Regions from separate parts of the Homo sapiens genome. Here region 2 is linked to region 1. A link is an interaction called in ENCODE POLR2A ChIA-PET data of the cell type or tissue named here. Cell type or tissue: OCI-LY7. All regions are shown on one strand. Each heading gives the region's core, and the rest is flanking DNA. Links, peaks and the distances in the headings are about the cores only.

Evidence for each region. Peaks named below come from ENCODE experiments on the same cell type or tissue, not always from the same donor. Only the 100,000 strongest peaks of a DNase experiment are listed, where the experiment ranks them.
Region 2: POLR2A ChIA-PET joins it to region 1 with 5 read pairs; 2 of 35 experiments call an interaction of 5 or more read pairs at or near these places.

What each region holds. Positions count from the first base shown.
Region 1 is chr13:33,616,126-33,622,342 of GRCh38, reverse strand. It overlaps a transcript of STARD13 not described here. Among named protein-coding and RNA genes, the nearest start is that of RFC3, 200 kb to the left of the region's middle. In OCI-LY7, for the core only: no CTCF peak of the experiment used is centred there; no DNase peak of the experiment used is centred there.
Region 2 is chr13:33,758,826-33,765,042 of GRCh38, reverse strand. No RefSeq gene overlaps it. Among named protein-coding and RNA genes, the nearest start is that of RFC3, 56 kb to the left of the region's middle. In OCI-LY7, for the core only: CTCF peaks have their summits at 2,852 and 3,052; a DNase peak (open chromatin) is centred at 3,092; H3K27ac peaks cover 753 bases.

The DNA of each region.
Region 1 (6,217 bases), core at 471-5,470:
TTTTTACACGGTACTGGAGTGATTTACTAGATTAAAGTGTTAGATTTTATGTCTATGTTCATACAGATGGTGGTCTTCATTTCTAATGTCTTTGTCAGGTTTTGGTAATAGGGTTATTTTCGCCCCATAAATGAGCTGATAAATATTTCCTCTTCCACTATGCTCTGACAACATTTGGTGGAATTGGTTGATTTTTTTCTTTTTGTTTTTTATAAGGTTTGACAGAAATTGCAAGTGCAGGCCTCCACAGTGGCTCACACCTGTAATCCCAGCACTTTGGGAGGCTAAGGCGGGTGGATCACCTGAGGTCAGGAGTTCGTGACCAGCCTGGCCAACATGGTGAAACCCCTTCTCTACTAAAAGTACAAAAATTAGCCGGGCGTGGTGGTGGGCACCTGTAATCCCAGCTACTCAGGAGGCTGAGGTAGGAGAATCGCTTGAACCCGGGAGGGGGAGGTTGCAGTGAGCCATGATCATGCCCCTGCACTCCAGCCTGGATGACAAGAGCGAGACTTCGTCCAAAAAAAAAAGAAAAAAAAATTGCAAGTGCAACCATCTGGGCCTGCAGTTTTTCTTTGTGGAAATGTTTTGAATTATAAATTCAATTCTTTTAATATATATAAGCTTCTCAGATTTTTGAATTTTTTTTTTTTTTTTTTTTTGGAGACTGAGTCTCGCTCTGTCGCCCAGGCTGGAGTGCAATGGCGTGTTCTCGGCTCACTGCAAGCTCTGCCTCCCGGGTTCACGCCATTCTTCTGCCTCAGCCTCCCGAGTAGCTGGGACTACAGGCACCCACCACCACACCCGGCTAATTTCTTTTTGTATTTTTAGTAGAGACAGGGTTTCACCATGTTAGCCAGGATGGTCTTGACCTCCTGACCTGGTGATCTGCCCACCTCGGCCTCCCAAAGTGCTGGGATTACAGGCGTAAGCGACTGTGCCCGGCCAGTTTTTAAATTTTTTTTAGTGTTTTATTAAGATGAGTTTTTCAAAGAGTTTGTTAATTTTATCTATTATCAAATTTATTAAAAGAAACTTTTTTCTAATATATTTTCACTATTCTTCTATATGCAGCAATAGTTCCTCTGTTACTGCTGATGTTAATAATTTGTTTTCACTTTTTCTTGCTAAGTGCTTACCAATTTTATTATTTTCAAAAAACTGTTTGACTTTATTAATTTTCTTTATTGTTTACACATTTTCTACTTCAGTTTATATGCTTTTTTAATTTTCACTCTTCTACTTTAAGTTTAGTTTGCTCTTCTTTTTCTACTTCTTAAGATGGGACTTACTGGTTTTACATCTTTTTTCTAATATAAACATTTAATATTATAACTTTTCTTCTAAACACTTCTTTAGCTGCATCTCACAAATTTTAGCATACTGTGTGTTTTCATTATTACTTAATTCAAAATATGTTTTAAGATTTCTAATATTTCCTTTTGGATTTATTCTTTGATCCATAGGTTTATATAATGTGTTTTTAAATATCCAACTATTTTTGGCATTTCTATGTATTAAATTTTTTATTATATTTTATCTATACAAATATTTGTATATTCTGTTATATATGTTATATAACATATAGCTGTTATTTCTATATTGTTTCTTTTTATTTCTAGATGTATTATTATTTATATATTTTATTGTCATTTATTTTTAATTTAATATTACTCTAAGATTTTAAGTGTGTGAAATGTGTTAAGACAAAGTTTATCTTGGTGAATGCAGCATGTGTACTTGAAAAGAATGCATATTCTGGCCGGGCATGGTGGCCCATGCCTGTAATCTCAGCACTTTCAGAGGCCGAGGTGGGTGGATCACCTGAGGTCAGGAGTTTGAGACTAGCCTGACCAACAAGGTGAAACCCTGTCTCTACTAAAAATACAAAAATTAGCCAGGTGTGGTGGCGGGCACCTGTAATCCTTGCTACTTGGGAGGCGGAGGCAGGAGAATCACTTGAACCTGGGAAGAAGAGGTTTCAGTGAGCTGAGATAGCGCCACTGCACTCCAGCCTGGGCGACAGAGTGAGACTTTGTCTCAAAAAAAAAAAAAAGAAAAAAGAAAAAGAATACATATTCTGCATTGTTGGGTATACTGTTTTTTGAATGTCAATTAGGTCTTGTGGGTTGATAGCATTTTTCAAATTTGCTGTATTCTTTACTGTTTGTGTTTGTGTCTATTTGTCTATTAGTTGTATAAATAACAGAAAGAGGGGTGTTAAAATCTCCAATTATGGTCATGGATTTGATGAAGAATATTCCACCCACTCTTTTTTTTTCTTTGAGACAGAGTTTTGCTCTTGTCGCCCAGGCTGGAGTATAGTGGCACGATCTTAGCTCACTGCAACCTCCGGCTCCCTAGTTCAAGAGATTTTCCCACTTCATCCTCTTGGGTAGGTGAGCTGTGCACCACCACGCCCAGCTAATTTTTTTATTTTTTAGTAGAGATGAGGTTTCACCATGTCGGCCAGGCTTGTCTCAAACTCCTGACCTAAAGTGATTGGCCGACCTCGGCCTCCCAAAGTGCTGGATTACAGGTGTGAGCCACTGCAACCGGCCTCTAACGTATTTACATCTAATATTATTATTGATATGGTTTGGCTCAAATCTATCTTCTTATTGATTAGTTTTACATTTGTCCCATCTATTTTGTTTATTTTTTACTCTTCTTACCCTTTTTTCACTACCTTTTTTGTAAAATCAAAAATTTTTAGTATTCTTTTAAAATTCTCTATTGGCTTTTTATCTACACCTATACTTTCAGCTAGCTATCTTTTTAGTGGATGTTCTAAGAATTACAATAATGTAGTCTTATCAAAAAACTATTAATTTAAAATTAAGTTAATTAGGTTCATTTAAAGTAAAATCAATTATTATACTACTTTACTTAAGAAGCTAGGACAAACATGGGGCTCAAACATGTTTCCTTATCTCAGTTTTCCCTGCTGTTCAATGATGGAAAAATTCATATTTTTTCTGCAGCTTTACAGTATGCTAGAGAACAGAGCCAGTCTAGTTTGCAGTGTCTTTTATTAAAGAGAGTATTATTTTGTCTGGCAAACAAGTAAACTACTTGGAATCTTCCCTGTTCTGTCAAGCTCGGTTTGGTTCTTTGTTAGGGCTGTTTGAGTACAGTTTTGTCTTTAGTTCTAAGTTAGGTCCCTTATCTGAGGTGTGGTCTTTGCTTATAGGTTGTGGTGCTTTTGGGGTCTGAACGAAATGCCCACGGTTTTCAGAGATGCTTGTCAACTGACTGTTCCAGAAATCTGTCTTCTAACTTTACATGGCTTCTAATATTTCATGGTCTGCTCTCAGCCCTGAAGCAATCACTTTCTTTTAGGACTCATGGAATTTTTTCCTCTGAATGCACGGTATATCCCTTGGCCATGAATCCACAAAACACACACACACAGATTCTTATGGTCCCAGCTCTCCTCAGAACCCTCCTTTTCAGTACCCTGCCCTGAGAGTTCCAGATGCTTCTGTCATCTTGAAGTCTGATCTTAGCCTTCTCAGCTCAGCAAAAGCACTGTGCACTGCTTGGGCTCTATCTCCCTGCACTGCAGTTCAAAACATGCCCCCAACAAGAAGCTAGGACAAATATGGGGCTCATCTGACGTTTCCTTACCTCAGTTCCCCTGCTGTTCAATGATGGAAAGATTCAGTTTTTTTCTCTCCAGTTTTATGATATGCCAGAGAGCAAATCTGGCAGCAGTAACTGTATCATAGCTAGAAGAGGAAGTCTCACAATTTATTTAATTTGTATCCTCAATATCTGGCTCATAGTAAGCAAGCCATCGATGTAAGATATATGGGGCATGTATGAATGGATGTATGCACATTTGGATTACTGAAGGGATGGGTAGAAGAAATTTGTTAAGTCTTTTCTCAACATTATTTTTTCTCCTTAGCACTTTTCACAGTCTAACATACTTTATATTTTACCCATTTTAAATTTTCTTTTGTGTTTCACTCCCACTAAAATGCAAGTTCCATGAGGACATGACATTTTGTTTTGTTCACTGATTTATTCAATGACTGACATATAAAAGTTGCTTAATAAATGTTTGTTGTTAGAGTTGATTGATAGATTTTTCAGGATGATCTAGCATACTATTACTGAAATTTGATAATGAAAAAAGTCTAACAAGTGTAAAATCCATTAATGGAGAGTTAATACTTTTATGGGAGAGTCATTTTAGAGTATCCTATCATTTTTGATTAACAACTAGAATGCTCACTTCAGCAACACTAATCCTTTTTCTGTTCATCATTTACATATGTGACGCTTTCTCCTGCCTTAGAAACTTTGCTGTTGCATCTTTGCTTTTTGCAAGGATGGTTCCTTATATCATTCAAAATGCAACTCCAATGTCTCCATTTCAGAGAGGTCCTCCTGCTCTAAAATAGGACCACCTATGCCAATTTTCTATCATAACATCATGCTTTAATTCCTTGAGAGAACATATTCCTCTCTATTTTATGTTTACATATGCATCGTCTTATCTGTCTTCCCAGGTGACAAGCTCTGTGAAAGCTGGAATTTCATGGGGGCTCTTCGAGGTAAAGCCCAGCCCCTATACCAGTGCTTGGTCCTCAGTAGACACTCAAAAAATCTTTCTGGTCATAGGCAGAATTCTAAGATGGCCCCATGATCTCTACCACCTGCTGTTACTACTATGATTATGTTATCCAACATTTCAAAGGTTCTTTGAAGATGTAGTTCAGGTTACTAATCAGTTGGGTTAAAGAAAAAATGATGATATGGGTGAGCTGAACCTAATTATTTGAGTCATTTCAAAGCAGATAATTTTCTTTTGCAGCACAGGACAAAGTAAAAAAGATTCAAAATACAAGAAGGATTTATTGTAGTACAGTGTGAGTGTAATGTTTCCTGAATATAACATTCTGTTCCTGTGCCCTTGATAGTAATATAAGGGCTAAGTCAAATGCCTCTTCAACTATTAAGTAGTCTCAGATATCACCTCTTTGCTGTGCAGTTTACAAGCACTGATTGCTTATGTATGGGAGGAGGGAACCAAACCTATTGAGTGCCTAATATACACTGTACATGGTACCAGGCACTATTAACTCGTTTAGTCATCACAACCACCTTATAGTGTTATTGAGTCAGCCCATGATCACAAACTAAGTGATCAAATTATGATTCAGCCCCCAGGCAGTTTAAATTATTTTTAAAAATCAAAACCAAATCAAAACAAAAACCCAGGGAAAGGAGGATAAACTAAGAATAAAAGCACTCAACGCTTATAGTTCCATTTTAAACCACGCTAATGGCACTAATAACATAGGGTGCTGTTCCACCTGTTGACAGATGTACCCTATCCTCATTATCTGGAGTCACAGTTCCTTAGGGACGCTCCCTACCCAAGTCCCCTTGCCTGGTCCATTTTACTTATCACTCAGGTCTCAAAAGACACATTATTTCCTTGAGGAAACTTTTCCCGACCTGTCCTTTCTCCCAGACCCATGTGAGTTCCTCTTGTTATGGATTCTGATTCAATTAAAATAAAGACTATTTTTCTAGTTATGTATTTTGTGATTTATTAATACCCATGTAATTACTTAATTACTACAGCATAAACAAATTTAAAGGCAGAGGCTATATCTATCTTTTTCTGAAGTGTATCTTCAGAGCCTAACCATGTATGGCTTGTAGTAGGCACAATATAAATACGTAAAGAGAATGAACAAATACCCAAGTGCCTAAGACAGTGTTTGCCATGGATGGCATAGACTTTTCCCATGCCTTGTCCCCACCATGGCTGAAAATATTTTCTCCTTAGTGACTGAATACATGGATGGGTAGAAGGATAGATGGATAATTCTCAAAACTCTTCCAGTCTAGATTTCTGAGATTCCCATTCAGAGAATGGAAAATATGCGGAAGAGCAGAAAGTCTTTGTTGTCTATTATCTGCTTCTTGCTGACTACTAAAACCACCAGCACACTGCTGTCCCTAGAGATCTCACTTTACGTGAGGGTGCTAGAGAGGGTCTTTCTTCTTTTCTTTCTTTCTTGCTTTATTTTTTCCCTTCTCTTCCCTTCCCTGCTCCCCTTCCCTTCTTCCCTTCTCCCCATTCCCCTCCCCTTTTCCCTCTCCTCTCCTCTCCTTTTCCCTCCCTTCTCCCCTCCATTTCCCTCCCCTCCTCTTTGCTTCTCTCTCTCTCTCTTTTTCCCTGTCTTCCTTCCTT
Region 2 (6,217 bases), core at 823-5,822, 140 kb before region 1:
GTCTGCTAAAAAGGGAGTATCCTGGTAGAATGGGAAAGTATGTTGCCTTGAAGAGACAGTATTGCTTCTGAAGGCACCTTGCTTTATGCCCCAGGCAGCTTGCCAAGTTTTGCTCTCACACAGCATTTCCTCCCTCTCCCACACCTGAGGCACAAAGAGAATGAGAGAAAGAGGTGGGGCACGGTGGCTCACACCTGGAATCCCAGCAGTTGGGGATGCCAAGGCAGGCGGATCACCTGAGATTAGCAGTTTGAGACCAGCCTGGGCTACATGGCAAAACAGCATCTCTACTAAAAATACAAAAATTAGCCGGGTGTAGTGGTGGGCACCTATAATCCCAGCTACTTGGAAGACTGAGGCAGGAGAATCGCTTGAACCTGGGAGGCGAGGTTGCAGTGAGCCGAGATTGTGCCACTGCACGTCATGCACTCCAGCCTGGGCAACAGAGCAAGACTCCACCATCTCAAAAGAAAAAAAAAAAGAAAATGAAAGAGAGAGAAAAACCTAAGTAATCAGCTCCTCTGCTATTTCAAACAGGTATTCGAAGGTAATCAGAATTGTTCTAGAAACTATTGATAGCGAAAGGTTAAGTGACCTCTTTCATCTCAGAACCTCCAGTGACTACCTCCTCTGTTGCAGGGGCTAAGAAACACAAATGCTTTTCAATACAGCATCCCTTCTAAGTTTACTCTTACGCTTAATCAAAACTAATGAACTAAATTTACGTGATTGTTTTAAAGAAAAAGTGCACATGTAAGCAATCCAGAGGGTCACAAATGCCAGTGAACATGAATCTTTGCTAAGGCATTGGGAAATTCCTTTCTTCTTTGTTTCAAAGACTAAGAGAAGGCTTAGTTCAGAAGTGACACTTGAAATGGCAAAAAGCTTTTGTTGTCATCCCCCTCCTTGTCATCTCATTGACTACAGGGCCATTGTTCCTACCTGGCAGCCAGTGAGAGCCAAGTTTGTTATATAATCTGGAAGGCTTTTGGGTATTTTAGATTAGGTATAGATAGAGGCTAGTTTTTAAAGTGATTTATTGAGTTTGAGCTTCTCAGCTTCTTTAATATGTCTCTGGAACACAATAGTGCCTGCAGCTAGGTACTAGTAGGTATCAGTTAAATTTTACTTCCAGAAAATTTTTAATTAAATGAGAAATATCTGAGAAGAGTGAAATTTGGAATACAGATGTTTCTACCAAAATTGGCACCTACAGCATTTCAGTTGGCAAATTCCTCTCGGGTTTTTTTGTTTTGGGCTTTTTTTGTTTGTTTGTTTGAGACAGGGTTTCACTCTGTTGTCCAGGCTGGGGTGCAGTGGCCCAATCTCAGCTCGCTGCAACCTCTGCTTCCCAGGTTCAAGCAATTCTCCTGCCTCAGCCTCCCAAGTAGCTGGGATTACAGGCACTCACCACCACGCCCAGCTAATTTTTTGTATTTTTGGTAGAGACAGGATTTTACCATGTAGCCTGGGCTGGTCTCCAACTCCTGACCTCAATTGATCCGCCCACCTGGGCCTCCCAAAGTGCTGGGATTACAGGCATGAGCCACTGTGCCCAGCCAATTCCTTTTCTGTATTCACCCCCACCCCCAGCCCTTAACCCTTTCTCCAAGATCAATAAATTACAGACTCTTTTCACCACTGTACTCTAGGAATAACTTCACTTACCACAAATGCAGTGCTCTGTGAGTGTTCACCATGATTGAACAAAATATCAGCAAACTACCTTTTGTCAGCAGACTGAAAAAAACAACAAAAAAAACAAAACTCCTAAACCCACTGCCTGTGTAGCTTTGAGTCATCGTGAATAATTTTAAGAAAATTGGCCAAAATGTCTCATAAGTATGTTATCAAGATGGCAGCAGCAGTACTTTGGTGTCCATTTCTGGGAAATTTAACTTGGGTTATAAAGTTGCATAAGAACGATGTGGGCATAACCTCATCAATCTCATTTTTGAAAACAACAGGAAAGCAGCACTTCCATCTTTTTAAGGAGTTCTAAGAAGCTATGCTATTAAAGAATGGAGAATTTTATATACCAATTCTGGAGAATTTATCTTGTATCTGTGAGAAATATTATGCTTTAATTTTTAGGACAACAGCATTCTCCTCTGATAATTTTTAATTCTCTCACTACTGTCACTAAAAATAATTTGCATAGAGAGCTTAGGTTCATACTCTATCACTTACTAATGCCCATGCAGGGCAGGAAAAACAATTGCATATTTAATCCTTTTCTTTTCTAGCCAAAGAAGGAAGGAATGTTTAAGAGAATGGGCTGGAGGCTGGGCGCGGTGGCTCATACCTGTAATCCCAGCACTTTGGGAGGCCAAGGTAGGGTGGATCACGAGGACAGGAATTCAAGATCAGCCTGGCCAAGATGGTGAAACCCCGTTTCTACTAAAAATACCAAAAAAAAAAAAAAAAAAAAAAAGCCGGGCGTGGTGGCAGGTGCCTGTAATCCCAGCTACTCAGGAGGCTGAGGCAGAGAATTGCTTAAATCTGGGAGGTGGAGGTTGCAGTGAGCTGAGATCGCACCACTGCACTCTAGCCTGGGCAACAGAATGAAACTCCGTCTCAAAAAAAAAAAAAAAAAAGGAATGGGCTGGAGTTGGACTGACCTTGTTCAGCCCATGGTTCTGCAGCTTACAAACTCTGTGATCTTGAGCATGAGACCTAACCTCTTTTTGCCTCAGTTTCCTCATCTTCAAAATGAGGACTGTACTAATACCTATGGTATAGACCAATTGGGAGCTAAACAATATAATACCTGAAAAATGCTTAGCTAGATTCCTGTTCCTATTGTTATCATTTAACCATTTTAAATTTTTTTCTCTTATCTGTGAAAAGAGGATAATTATTTTGACTAACTTACCATGTTGATGTGAACACAAGAGGAAATAAAACACTTACCACACAGCTTGGTACCTAATATGCCCTCGATAAATAGTAGTTATAATTTATTACTCTGACTTTTCAATAAAACAGCAGATGTCATTCCAAATATGGCTCCTTCCCAATGAACTTCAGAAACACTGCCCTCTAGCAACACATCTTAAACCTCCTCCGAGGTTCCCTCTATTTTAGAAGCTGGTTGTAGCACCGTTGTTTCTGGCTTGCTGATGAAATAGGCTCGCTCTGTCCTTTGAAGGTGCACTTTGAAGAGATTGGTCACGGCTGGCCTCTGCTGCCTGCCCCAGGCTCAGGCAGCTGGATACAAAAGGAAAGAAAACACGTTGGAAACATCAGCTCTGTGTGTTCTTGGGTCCTAACAAGCCATTTGCTTCTCTCCTAACTGTTCATGTTGACTCAACCATGAACACCGTGTTTCCTTAGCAAAATCAACCTGAATGTTAATGAAAAATCAACACAAAAAAGCACAGCACAAAGAATTAGCTAGGGCATTACTTCACAAAGTCACAGATGGGCAGATCATCTTGGAGTGGAGGATAGTTAAAACAGCTGGCCGGGTGCGGTGGCTCACGCCTGTAATCTCAGCACTTTGTGAGGCCGAGGCGGGCGGATCACGAGGTCAAGAGATCGAGACCATCCTGGCTAACACGGTGAAACCCTGTCTGCACTAAAAATACAAAAAATTAGCCAGGCGTGGTGGCAGTCGCCTGTCGTCCCAGCTACTGGGGAGGCTGAGGCGGGAGAATGACGTGAACCCGGAAGGCGGAGCTTGCAGTGAGCCGAGATCGCGCCACTGCACTCCAACCTGGGCCACAGAGCCAGACTCTGTCTCAAAAGAAAAAATAAATAAAATTTAAAAAACAGCTAATAAGGAGCTCTGGCAGTTAAACCCCAGGTCCCCTGTAACTGGAGGCCAGAGGAGAAGGAGTGTCTTAGCTAAACCGCAGTGAACTGGGGTGCTGCCGAGACCACCGAACCCCAGTGGCATTCCTGTGTTCATGAACTAGAACAGAAATTGCTCCAAAACATGCTGGGCCGGCTGGCCCTCATCTAAAGAGCAAACGAAGAAAGGTGATAAATAGTGTCCTTTGTACCATTCACCTGAGTGTCTTCCATAATATTTTTATAGTCTTGCTGCTTTTTGCAGGCAAGCAGATTTGGGGAAATAATTTCTCCAGCTTTAGATATTTAGGACATTTCCCAGTTTAGTGATGACCTTCAGAATCTTTTGTTTCAATTACCTAGATAATACAAGTAAAATGTCCAACAGTAGAGATATAGAAGGAAGTCAGGCCTCAACTGCCTAGATTTCTATTTCTACTTTGTGCTTGACCTTTCAGTACGAGACCCCGGTCTTCAAATCTTGGCCTCGTCCTCATTTCTTCAACAAGCCTCGGTTGACCTCCTTAATGAGGTCAGATTTTCTAGCAATGTTTTCATTGAACCAAGCATCCACTTTCTTAGCACTTACTTACATTACATTATATTTATATGGCTGATTACTTGATTAATGTCTCTTTGGTGCACTTGACTGTAAGCTCCATGAGAGCAGGGGTCCTGTCTGCTTTTGCCTAACATTGCATGCCCACACTTAGCATAAGCCTGGCCCAGTGCAGATGCTGAATAAATGAAGAAGGGGAAAATCACTTATTGCTGATATTTAATGACCCCCAAAGCTAAATCTGTTGCTGAACAGAAATGGATGTGGCCTGTGCTAGAGGACCTTAGGACCCATTCACTGTCCATCTGCATGCTGGTTAAAAATGACTTTCTCACACAGATCAGAGGTCCTCTTAGGGGGGAAAATGAGAACTATAGTACAAGAAGAGGGAAAGTAATACCTCACTCCTCTTTCTCTCTAAAACCAGATTCCACTTAGGGCTTATGTCAGAAGGTAACAACTTAATCTCCAAAAGTAAACTTTGGATTAGGTTTAAATGATCAAAATTCAATTTTATATCTGTGGCTTGAAATCAGGTGAGATACAAGTTTTAGAAAAAGGATAAGATGATTTTGCTACTTCCTACTATATTTCTATTTCATTGCATGATCATGGTCTTTAAAAAATCATCTTACGCATGAATTTGAATTGAAACAAAACTTCTTATCTGGTTTGGGGAAAAAAGCAAGATGTGAGCACTTCTATGTAATTATGTAAAACAACCTCAGAAAATGTAAAGTCAAATTAGGGTTTTCAAATTAAATAGAAAGATAAGCTTTGTGAGTAGAGGGAAACATTCACTGAGGAGTCTATTTTCCCCCTTAAAGTTAATTAAATATTGTTTCATTTTTTATTTTTTTGAGACAGAGTCTTGCTCTGTCACCCAGGCTGGAGTGCAACGGCATGATCTCGGCTCACTGCAACCTCCGCCTCCCAGGTTCAAGCGATTCTCCTGCCTCAGCTTCCAGAGTAGCTGGGATTACAGGCGCCCACCACCACACCTGGCTAATTTTTGTATTTTTAGTAGAGACGGGGTTTCACCATTTTGGCCAGGCTTTTCTCAAACTCCTGCCCTTAGGTAATCCACCCACCTCGGCTTCCCAAAGTGCTGGGATTACAGGCGTGAGCCACCGCGCCTGGCCAATTAAATACTGTTTTACAGATTTAATACTGAGATAATGGTCCATACAGAACAAACTGCTTTCAGGTCAGTACCCAACATACATGGAAGTCAGGTTTCACTGCATTGATAGAGGGAAATGGGAAAATGAGGCACAAAAAACATAAAAAGCAATGGAAAGTTTCAAAAAATAATCCTCGTGTCAAGAAAATATCCATTTGTTTCCAGATTATGCATTACAGGATTTCAGTCCTAGCCTTGTCCTTTCAATTTAAAACCATAACATTGAGCCAAGGCTATTCTTCTCTGTGTAGCCAGAAATTCATCAAGTATTTTTAAAATGATAACAGAGAGTGGAGAAATAAAAAAAATGGCCCTTTTTCTGAAGGCAATTATATTATATTTCCATGAGTAACATGTTACATTTGTTATTGTAAAAAGGAAACTGACTTTTACTCTACAAAAAAAAATTATTTTCAGAATACTTTTGTATAAGAGAATTAATCTGATCTTCTCTCATTGGCGGGTGAAGAGGGACATGGAAACAAACAAACAAATATATATATATATTTATATATATATACATGTATATATATATATATATATATATATATACTCTACAAAAAAATTATTTTCAGCATACTTTTGTATAAGAGAATTAATCTGATCTTCTCTCATTGGCCAGTGAAGAGGGACATGGAAACAAACAAACAAATACATATATATACATTTGTGTGTATATA